Regions from separate parts of the Homo sapiens genome. Here region 1 is linked to region 2. A link is an interaction called in ENCODE POLR2A ChIA-PET data of the cell type or tissue named here. Cell type or tissue: K562. All regions are shown on one strand.

Evidence for each region. ChIA-PET counts read pairs that join two places held together with the same protein. Peaks named below come from ENCODE experiments on the same cell type or tissue, not always from the same donor. Only the 100,000 strongest peaks of a DNase experiment are listed, where the experiment ranks them.
Region 1: POLR2A ChIA-PET joins it to region 2 with 8 read pairs; 1 of 35 experiments calls an interaction of 5 or more read pairs at or near these places.

Annotation. Positions count from the first base shown.
Region 1 is chr3:9,688,414-9,693,413 of GRCh38, forward strand. It overlaps MTMR14 (myotubularin related protein 14), which reads left to right. Exons shown (of 19, transcript NM_001077525.3): 15 at 283-341; 16 at 531-669; 17 at 1,551-1,730. Among named protein-coding and RNA genes, the nearest start is that of CPNE9, 13 kb to the right of the region's middle. In K562, no CTCF peak of the experiment used is centred here; a DNase peak (open chromatin) is centred at 2,778.
Region 2 is chr3:10,261,619-10,266,618 of GRCh38, forward strand. All of the region lies in intron 3 of TATDN2 (TatD DNase domain containing 2), which reads left to right. Among named protein-coding and RNA genes, the nearest start is that of TATDN2, 16 kb to the left of the region's middle. RefSeq lists a silencer at 2,317-2,506. In K562, a CTCF peak has its summit at 2,454; a DNase peak (open chromatin) is centred at 2,413.

The DNA.
Region 1 (5,000 bases), 570 kb before region 2:
CTACAAGCATGTTGGGCCACACTTGAACGCTCAGGGCACAAGCTGATGAGGAGGATGCAGACCTTGCTGCCCTCAGAAATCTTCACCTGTGTGTTGGACAGAGCCTTGCAGCGTGGGTCCCAGAAGTGGCCCTGGTGTCTTATAACACTCCCTAGGCTAGGACCCGTCTCCACAAGTTGCCAGTGAATTGAGCTGCTTTCCAGGACAGGCAGGATTGGGAACGGGGGACACAATAAGACCCCAGATAGATCTGGAATTTACTGCTCCGGCTTCCATTTCTAGGAGGAAGAGTTTGCCAGCCCGGGATGGAGGCTTCACCCTGGAAGACATCTGCATGCTGAGTGAGTCCTGGGCCCCAACAGACTTCCCTTCCTCCATACATCTTCCCGTGTACAGATCAGGCAGGAACTGTTTGTGCTAAGAGGTTTTTTGTTTTTTTTTTTTTCTTCCCAGTTATGTGGTATAGAAAAGGTGGGGGACCAGTAGTGGGAGAAGGTAACACGCTGACTGATGGCACTGGCTTCTTTTAGGACGAAAGGACCGTGGCAGCACCACCAGCCTTGGCAGCGACTTCTCCCTGGTCATGGAGAGTTCCCCAGGAGCCACTGGGAGCTTCACCTATGAGGCCGTGGAGCTGGTCCCAGCAGGAGCGCCAACTCAGGCAGCTTGGTAAGGGGCCAGACTTGGACCAAGGTCACTCACAGCTGTGGCCCGGGGCCATCAGCACCAGGGAGCCAGGCTGGAGCCCCAAGAACAAAGCAGGCCCCCAAGAGAAGAGCTGAGAGGATAGCTCCGTGCTCCTGCTGTCTCTACTGGGCCTCAGAAGTCAGCCATCTGGTTGGTGAAGGGCACTGCCTGTGGTGGCCCAGGAACATAAAGGGCTAGGGCTCCCTGTGGGACAGAGAAGCAGCTGGGCAGGGTAGGGCAGGGGTCTGGGGAGGCTGGTATTGGAGGAGCTCCATTTTATCATTTGTCGGGGAGATAGGGGGCCATTTTGGAAAAAGAAAACCAAAAGGTAGGTGTAAGTTGATGGGGAATTGGGAACTTGAGGGTCAGCTCCTTTGAGAATCTCATGAAATTGAGACCCTGATGACTTTCACCCTGGACAGATGGCTCAAGATGTTGCATAACAAAGTCCTGAGTGGTGGCTTATATTTATAATCCCAGCACTTTGGGAGGCCAAGGCAGGAGGATCACTTGAGCCCAGGAGTTTGAGATCAGTCTGGGCAGCATAATGAGACCCCGTCTTTTAGAGGGGGAAAAAAGATTTTGCATAACATATGGAGGTGGGCAGTGACTGAAGAGTGAGGAATCATTTTCTAGCACATACTTCAAGACCAGTAGGCTGGTGTGATTTGGATGCCACAGGCCCTCCATAAAGACCCAGCCCTGCTGCCCATGGCCCTGAGCTGGAGAGAGTGCTAATGTTTGCCAACTCATGTGATGTTTTCCCAGTGGAAGTAAAGCCTAGGCCTGAAATTCAGTGAGGGTGGGCAGAGGGCTTTGCCTGCAGTGGCCCCCGGCTCACAGCCCTGCTCCTTCCACTGCAGGAGGAAGAGCCACTCATCCTCTCCACAGAGTGTCCTCTGGAACCGGCCACAACCCTCAGAGGACCGCTTGCCTTCCCAGCAGGGGCTGGCGGAAGCCAGGTCTTCCAGCTCCTCTTCCTCAAACCATTCTGATAACTTTTTCAGGATGGGTAGCAGTCCCCTGGAGGTCCCCAAACCCAGGTGAGGAGCTCCAAAGCCCTTGCTGTTGGAAGTGCCTAGCTTTCCCCCTTAATAAGACTGGAGGGTCGGGGGCCAGCACCTGAGCTAGGGTCTCAAGATGGGGTTCCTAAGCTTGCAGGCCCAGTATTTGGAGGATGGGTTAGTGTTTGGTAATAAAGCAAGGGCTGATTTGTAGAGTGGTTTGAGACTCCTTCCTCGAACCCTAGCATAATGCAGGGGAACCCAGAAGTGCCGTGGCTGTTATGTGATAGGTGGGGAATAGGGACTGCCTCCACTTGTTACCTTTGGCAGATCCCAGCCTCCTAGGCGCACCTCCCATTGTGATTGAAGAGATAGATCTAGATTCTGAGTCCCTTCTGGCTCCCACATCTAAAGTCTGAATTGGTGGGGCAGTGAGAACAGTGTTAGGGAGCTGAGCTACATGTGTGTGGCTGGGACAAACGATGGTGACTGCACACCTGGAAAGGGAGCAGCTCAGCCAGGATGGCCATGCCAGGGCCGTGGCTGAAGGGCGCTGCAGGAATGGTGCCTCCTGGGTGAGTTTAAAGCTGAGCACAGGCCAGAGGCTAGGATTGAGGGCTGGTCTGGCACTTGGGGAAAGCATTTCCTACCACTTTCATACTCCCATCGAAAGAATCCTGTGAATTGCTTTGTGTTCTAAAGTTTTGAGAATGTCTAGCCTTTCTGGAGTGAATAAAGCAGCGTGGGACTTCAGGCCCTTAGTGAATTCCAGGGAAAAAGGGGCATTTAGAAGAATGGGCATGAGCTTTGGCATCCATCCCAGGTTCAAGTCAAGCTCTGCCACATGTCCATGTGATTTTCAGACTCAGTTTAGTCCTTGGTAGTAATAGGTCTGTTAAGAAGAAAAACATTCTGAAACTTCTGGAACCTTCCTCCCATCACCCCTCTATGGTTTTTCCCTCTGGGCAAAAACAGGCAATGAAGGAAGTTGGGGAAGAACATCCTCTGCACATAGGCAGAGCAGATAAGCGGGAGGCAAGTGGGCGTTCCAGACTGCACTGCCCACAGGGGCCCCATGTGCTCACCCCTGCGTGAACTCTTCAGCTCAGAACACTGCCTGAGTGCTGGAGCTGAGCCTGTGAAACCACCGCCACACGCCGTCTGGCCCCATGGGAGGTGTGGTGGAAGTGGTGGGGCAGAGATGGGGCCAGACAGACAAGCCCATGTGCCGGTGCCCCGTCCCATCCTGTGTGTGCATGCCTGCTGCCGCACCACCCTTGTCTGTGCCCAGCTGTCCTCAGGGCCACTCTGAGGCTGCAGTGGCACTGTTTGACCCTCACTGTTCTAGGCTGTGGCTCTAGGTCATGGTTCCTGCCCCCTTTTCTGCCTGTCCAGCATTGCTGAACAACTAGGGAGGAAACCAGAGGTTCCTCTTGTCCTCTGGGTCCTGCCTCAGTCTTAACTGCCCAGAATGCAGTGAGCTCCCAAGCTGAGGCAGCACCCCATCACCCGTTACCACACCCTGGCTCTCCATCTCCTGCCTGCCAAAAGATCCCACTTTCCAATCCTGTGATAGTGTCCCTCAGTCTCACAGGTGACTTTCTGCTTGCAGGGCGTGTCTCAGGCTCTTGTAGCCAGTCCAGGATGGCCACCAAGGCCCCCTCTTGGGAGGCTGAGGAGAATTGGGGTTGTCCTCCTGACCTCAGAGCCCTGCACATGGGGGCTTGGCCAAGCTTGGGATAGCTGGACCAAGATGGGTGCAAGGCTTTGAAAGGTGTGGGGTGGGCAGCTGTGAGGTGTTTGATCTTTCCGCTGGTCTGTTTGGGGGATGCCTGTCTGGAGCCAGACTTCTTCTGACTTGGATGCCTGTTGGTCAGAGGTTTTGAAAGTCTAGATTACTCAGATTTGGAGCATTCTAATTATGTATTTCCATTACCATTAAAATTAATTTAGTCTCTTATCTTAAAGTGCCTAAGGGATCCTGTCATTACCCTCCCTGCTTCTTAGGTAACAATAGCCTGTGAGGTCTTTAATGTGGTAGGAGAAGCTGTTTGGAAAGAAACCTTTTAGTGAAGCTGTCTGTGACAGCCAAAATTCTCCTAATGTGAATTCTTTGGGTTTTTATACACTCCAAATTCTACAGGCATCTCTCTTTTAAAGCAGGATTCCCCCATGGAATGAATCTGTGAAGCTTTGTTCAAAGTTAAGTAGTAGGTATGAATCAGGTTGGGAAGAAAGTTCTGTGGGGTGCCAATTCTTACTAACCCCGAGCCCACAGCCCTTACTGGCAAGCCCAGTGGTTTTTAATCATTGTTAGCTGTTGTTGCTGCAGCAGCTTCTGATTAAGTTGCATTTCTGGACCATTGTTAAATCTCTCATCAGCGACAGGGTTGAGGGCTGGGACAGGCCAGGACCAATGCTCTGAGCTCACATGCCTCCCCCAGCTCTGGTTAGCAGGTCGCTCCACCTTGCATGGCCTCGGCCTCGGCCTCTGCTCTGGAGTCATGCATCCTTTAGGAGTAGGGAGGTTGCTAGCACAGGATTGTCCATGCCCAAGGAGGGTTGGTGCCACCACTGAGCCCAGCTTGAAGCCAGGCTACCTGAAGAGCAGGTGAAGTTTGCGGAGGGATGCCCAGCAGCCTGGTTGAATAGCTGAGTAGCAACACAGGGACCAACCTCTGCTGCCCAGTTAGCTACTCTTCCCCCAGCCACCACCACCTGCTAACTGCTCTTTGAGCAACGAGCTCTGTCTTAGGCTGTCTGCTTGTGGGTGGGAGCAGGGTAAGTTTAGATTAGGTGACAGCCAGGTCCCCTCAGAGCCCAGGATTCTATATCTTAGCTCAAGTATTAACTCTGTGTGACTTCATGACATGTCACTTGATGACTTTGGGTTTCCATTTTCTTATCTGTGTAATCAGAGGCTTAGGTAACGCCAAGGTCCTTCCTAGCTGTATACCTTCAAACCTTCTGTATCAGCCTTGTCAGATGTTTTCAAATGCAAGTAACAGAAAACACATTTCAAACTGACCGAAACAATAAAGGAAACACATTTACAGTCAGCCCTCCATATCTGTCGTTTCCACATCCATGATCAGCCAACCAGATTGAAAACATTCAAGATAACATAAACAATAGAAAGTAATACAGATGTGAACATGCAGTGTAACAACCATGTACAGAGCACTGACACTGTATCAGATAATCGAGATGATTTAAAGCATATGGGAGGATGTGCATAGGTTATATGCAAATACAAGTGACTCTTGAACAATGCAGGGATTAGGGCTGTCCCCTACACATGCAGTTGAA
Region 2 (5,000 bases):
TGGCCTCCCAAAGTGCCGGGATTACAGGCATGAGCCACTGTGCCAGGCCACATTCCTCCATCTTACTCGTCTCCACCCATCCTTTACTACTGCTCTGCAGGCAGCTTCTCTCATCTTTAGCTCTTTCTTCTAGTACTTACCCCATGTTTCTAAATAATCTTTACTGTTGATCAGTTTTTCAGTTTTAGATGTCTGAGGACTTCTTGCTTGGGCGATGAGAATTTAGTTCTCTATACCTCCTTCAGAAGCACCCACACCCAGGGACACATTAGCTTCCCCTTTCTGCAGCCTCCCTGTGTGGCTTGAATACCTTTTGGGTTAAGTCTGTGTAAGATTTGTTACTGCCATGTTCACAGCTGAGTCGCCTTGTATACTCTGATCACATTTTCTTTCTTGTAAAACTTCATTTTCCTTAAAGTTCATCATTACTTTGTTTTTCCTTTGGTTTTCCTGGTACCTTTCACTAATTAATCCCCAAACTGCGAGAGCTGTAAAATCCTTCTCAATACTGTCAAAATAAGGAATCTGTTTCTTTTTTTTCTCTCTTGGAGGTATACGTCCTCAGCCCTCTGTTGTCCTGCTCTGGTCTGGACTGCCTGCCGTCAGGCCAGCTGGCAGCTGTCTCTCTGGAGCCTCCTTCACATTTCTCCCGGATTGAGTCTTCTGCTACCTATACTCTGTGTCTTCTCATGTTCTTCTTCCTTGGTTTACTCTCACATTTTGGTGGAATACTTTTTCTAGTAGCTTCTTGAGAAAGGGTACATGGAGAAACTTTTTTTGGTAAACATGTGTCTGAGATTGCCTTTATTTTACCTTTAACCTTGATTACAAGCTTGGTTGGTTTTGGAATTCCAGGTTGGAAATTGTTTTGTTTGGGATTTTGAAGGCATTGCTCCTTTTCTTCTGGGCTTTTTTTTTTTTTTTTTTTTTTTTGAGGTGGAGTCTCGTTCTGTCTTGCCCAGGCTGGAGTGCACTGGTGTGATCTTGGCTCACTGCAGCCTCCACTTCCTGGGTTCAAGTGATTCTCCTGTCTCAGCCTCCCGAGTAGCTGGGATTACAGGCACACGCCACCACACCTGGCTAATTTTGTATTTTTGGTAGAGACAGAGTTTCATCATGTTGGCCAGGCTGGTCTCAAACTTCTGACCTGAGGTGATCCACCTGCCTAGGCTTCCCAAAGTACTGAGATTACAGGTGTAAGCCACTTCGCCTGGCCTCTTCTGGTTTTCTTGATGTCTGAAGCTATGCTGGTTCCTGAACCTTGGTATATGATTTTTTATTTTTTATTTTCTTTTGCTTTGAGACAGAGTTTTGCTCTGTCACCCAGGTTGGAGTCCAGTGGCGTGATCTCAGCTCACTGCAATCTTCACCTCCCAGGTTCAAGCGATTCTCCTGCCTCAGCCTTGTGAGTAGCTGGGATTACAGGCATGTGCCACCACACCCGGCTAATTTTTGTATTTTTAGTAGAGATGGGGTTTCACCATTTTGGTGAGGCTGGTGTCGAACTCCTGACCTCATGATCCGCCCGGCTCAGCCTCCCAAAGTGCTGGGATTACAGGTGTGAGCCACCGTGCCCAACCTGTATTTTTTTTTTTTTTCCCTCTGTGGAATCTTGTAGAATATATTTTGATCTCAGGGCTCTGAAATTTCATGGTGGTGGTGTCTACTTTGCTTAGCATGGGACATTCCCTTTCAATCTAGAAACCCTTGTACTTTAGCTGTGGGAAAAGTTCGTGAATTACTGTACTTCGCTGATGTTTTCTTTCCGTATTTTTCTTCTCTCTTTCTCTCTCTAGCTTCTCTACCTTCTTTCTCTTATTTGGATGTTGGATTTTTCAGGACTGGTCCTGTAATTTTATTGCCTTTCTCCCTTGTTTCTAGCCAATTTCTTGCTTTACTTTGTAGGATATTTCCTTTTCTTTATCTTCCAACCCAGCTGTTTATTTAGTTTTACTTTTCTACTGTCATGCTTTTTATTATCCAAGAGCTCTTTTGTTTTTTAATAACATCTCTGTTCTTGTTTCATCTTCTGTTATCTCTTTTAGGGAGTTCATGGTAGTTTTTTGGCTTGGTTTTAGTTTTCTTTAAGTTGCTTCTTTCCGTTTCTTTTGATCTCTTCTGTGTTAGAGGCTGCCTTCACATGTCTGGTAATCTTTGGTTGTCTGTTTATGATCAAGAATGGGAGGATTAAAAAGCTGTTTGGAAGCTCTGAGCGTAAAGACTTTGAGCTTTGCTTTGGGATGATCGGGAGAATATAACCCTCTTCCCCTTGCCATGTCACTGCTTTTAGGAAAGCCTCGAGACTGGTCACCTTGCCCAGAGGAGTGTTTTTCAGCCTGCTTAGGAGGAAAGGTGGCTGGGAGCTGGGTAGCGAAAGGGGCGGCTGCGGGGGCGGCGTCAGCATTCACTTAATCTTTGTCTTTTTGGTGCAGTACCAGTGCCCTCCACTGAGCTGACCAGGCCTTATTCTAGAGATCCTCTTGTTTTACTGTCTTCAAACAACTCACCTTCTCTGAGTATGAGGAGGGAATCTGGGATCTAACTCATTGGAAACCAGATTTCACCCTGTCCTCCTCCTTTTAATGTTCTTCTGTAACTCCAGTTCCTCCAGTTCCCAAGGTGCCCAGTACCGCGAGTGCCTGCTCTGTTCTAAGCTTTCCTGGTGCCTAGCTTAGGTCTCAGCCTTCTCTTGGTCTGCCAGTGAGGTGTTATTTGGCCATCTGCTTTCTAGCCTCCAGTGCGTGATCACTGTAGTCTCTTGTTCTTCCTGTTCTGGTGTTTTTGTTATTGTAGAGGGGTTTTATTTGTTTTTTGTTTGGTTTTTAGATTCTTTAGTTTTAGTGAGGTTTCAGGAAAGAGTAAAATAAGTCGAATTTGTTCAGTACATCCTTAGCCTAGAAAAGTTCTGGGAAAATTTCTTGATTATTTGATTTCTTGTCTGTTTCTTCTTTTTCTGGACCATCTATTTTATGCTTGGTCTTTCGGATGGAAATTCCAATTTTCTTTTCTTCCCAGTGAATCCTTTTTAAAAAATTTTTCTGGATGGTTTCTTCAACTTTATCTTCTTTTTTTTTTTTTGAGATAGAGTCTCACTCTGCCACCCAGGCTGGAGTGCAATGGCTTGGTCTTGGTTCACTGCAACCCCTGCCTCCCAGGTTCAAGCGATTCTCCCGCCTCAGACCCCTGAATTGCTGGGACTATAGGCGCATGCCACCATGCCTGTCTAATTTTTGTATTTTTAGAAGGGACGGGGTTTCATTTTGGCCAGGCTGGTCTCGAACTCCTGACCTCAGGTGATCTATCCGCCTCGGCCTCCCAAAGTGCTGGGATTACAGGCGTGAGCCACCGCGCCTGGCTCAAGTTTATCTTCTAACGTTTATGTTGATTTTTTTTTTTTGGTCTTTTTTTTTTTTTTCCTGTGCGTGGTTTTTTTTTTTTTTTATTGCTGCCAATTTTTTTTTCTTTTTTGTCTTTTTGAGACAGAGTCTCACTCTGTGGCCCAGGCTGAAATACAGTGGTGTGATCTCAGCTCACTGCCACCTCTGCCTCCTGGGTTCAAGCAATTCTCCTGTTTCAGCCTCCTGAGCAGCTGGGATTACAGGCATGGACCACCATGCCTGGCTAATTTTTGTATGTTTAGCAGAGACAGGATTTCACCATGCTGGTCAGGCTGGTCTTGAACTCCTGACCTCAGGTGATCCACCTGCCTCGGCCTCCCAAAGTGCTAGGATTACAGGCATGAGCTACCACGCCCGGCCAGAACTTTAAAAATTAAAAATTTTAGCTGGGCGTGGGGCTCATGCCTGTAATCCCAGCACTTTGGGAGGCTGAGGCAGGTGGATCATGAAGTCAGGAGATCGAGACCATCCTGGCTAACACGGTGAAACCCCGTCTCTACTAAAAATCCAAAAAAATTAGCCAGGTATGGTGGCGTGCACCTGTAGTCCCAGGTGCTGGGGAGGCTGAGGCAGGATAATGGCGTGAACCTGAGAGGTGGAGCTTGCAGTGAGCTGAGATTGCACCACTGCACTCCAGCCTGGGCAACAGAGCAAGACTCCGTCTCAAAAAAAAAAAAAAAAAAAAAAAAGTTTTTGTCATCCAGGTTGGAGTGCAGTGGCATGGTCATAGCTCATTGCACCTTTATTTTTCTGTGGTCCCCTTGGTTTAACTTTTCCAAGCATCAACTTTTGTCCTTTGCTGGGTGGGGAAAGGGCAGGCCATCTGCACAGGGTGGGAGCAGGGGTCTGGAGATCTTGACAGACTTCAGCTAATTCCTATTTTCATCTGCGGCTTCACCCTCACTTTGGAAGTCTGGCACCTCCAATTCCTGAGTCTTTCTGGGGTCCTGTAGTCTGGTTCTGGGTTTTTCCTCACTGAAGGCTTAGGTTTTGGCCATCTGATCTTCTTGGCTGATAATCATTAACCCATCTGTTTTCTATGCTCTGTTATCTGTGAATAGCATCCAATGCTTATTTAATTTGCTTTGCTGTTCATTTTGTGTGCTTTCCCCTTGTAGGTTTATACCTTTTCGGATATATTTCCTGTAACTTTAGAAGGGTTTTTGGGTGGGAAGGACAAAAACTATATGCTATATATATAATTGGAAATTCCCACATAAAGTAGGTTTGTAAGATATTTTCCTCCCAAATATGTAATGGGTGTGTTTTCTGTCTAATGTAGATCATCTTACTTGGTTGCCTCTAATTCCATTGTGTGGATGAATTTTCTAAAGTTATACCCAAACTTCTATTTATGAGACTGGACGACAATTAGGTTTTCTCTTACGTATCTATTTGGAGACAGCACAGTATGGTAGGTGAGCATGTGAGTGTTGGGATCAGACCATTTGGGTTTAAATCCTGGCCCTGCCACTCGAATTAGGATCTTGAGAAAGTCAGCCTCTTTGAACCCCAGTTTCTTCCTGTGTGTAAAATGGGCTAGCTCTTCAAATGTTACCACTTGTAAAAAGCTAATACAGGGTCAGATGCATTTTTGGGTTT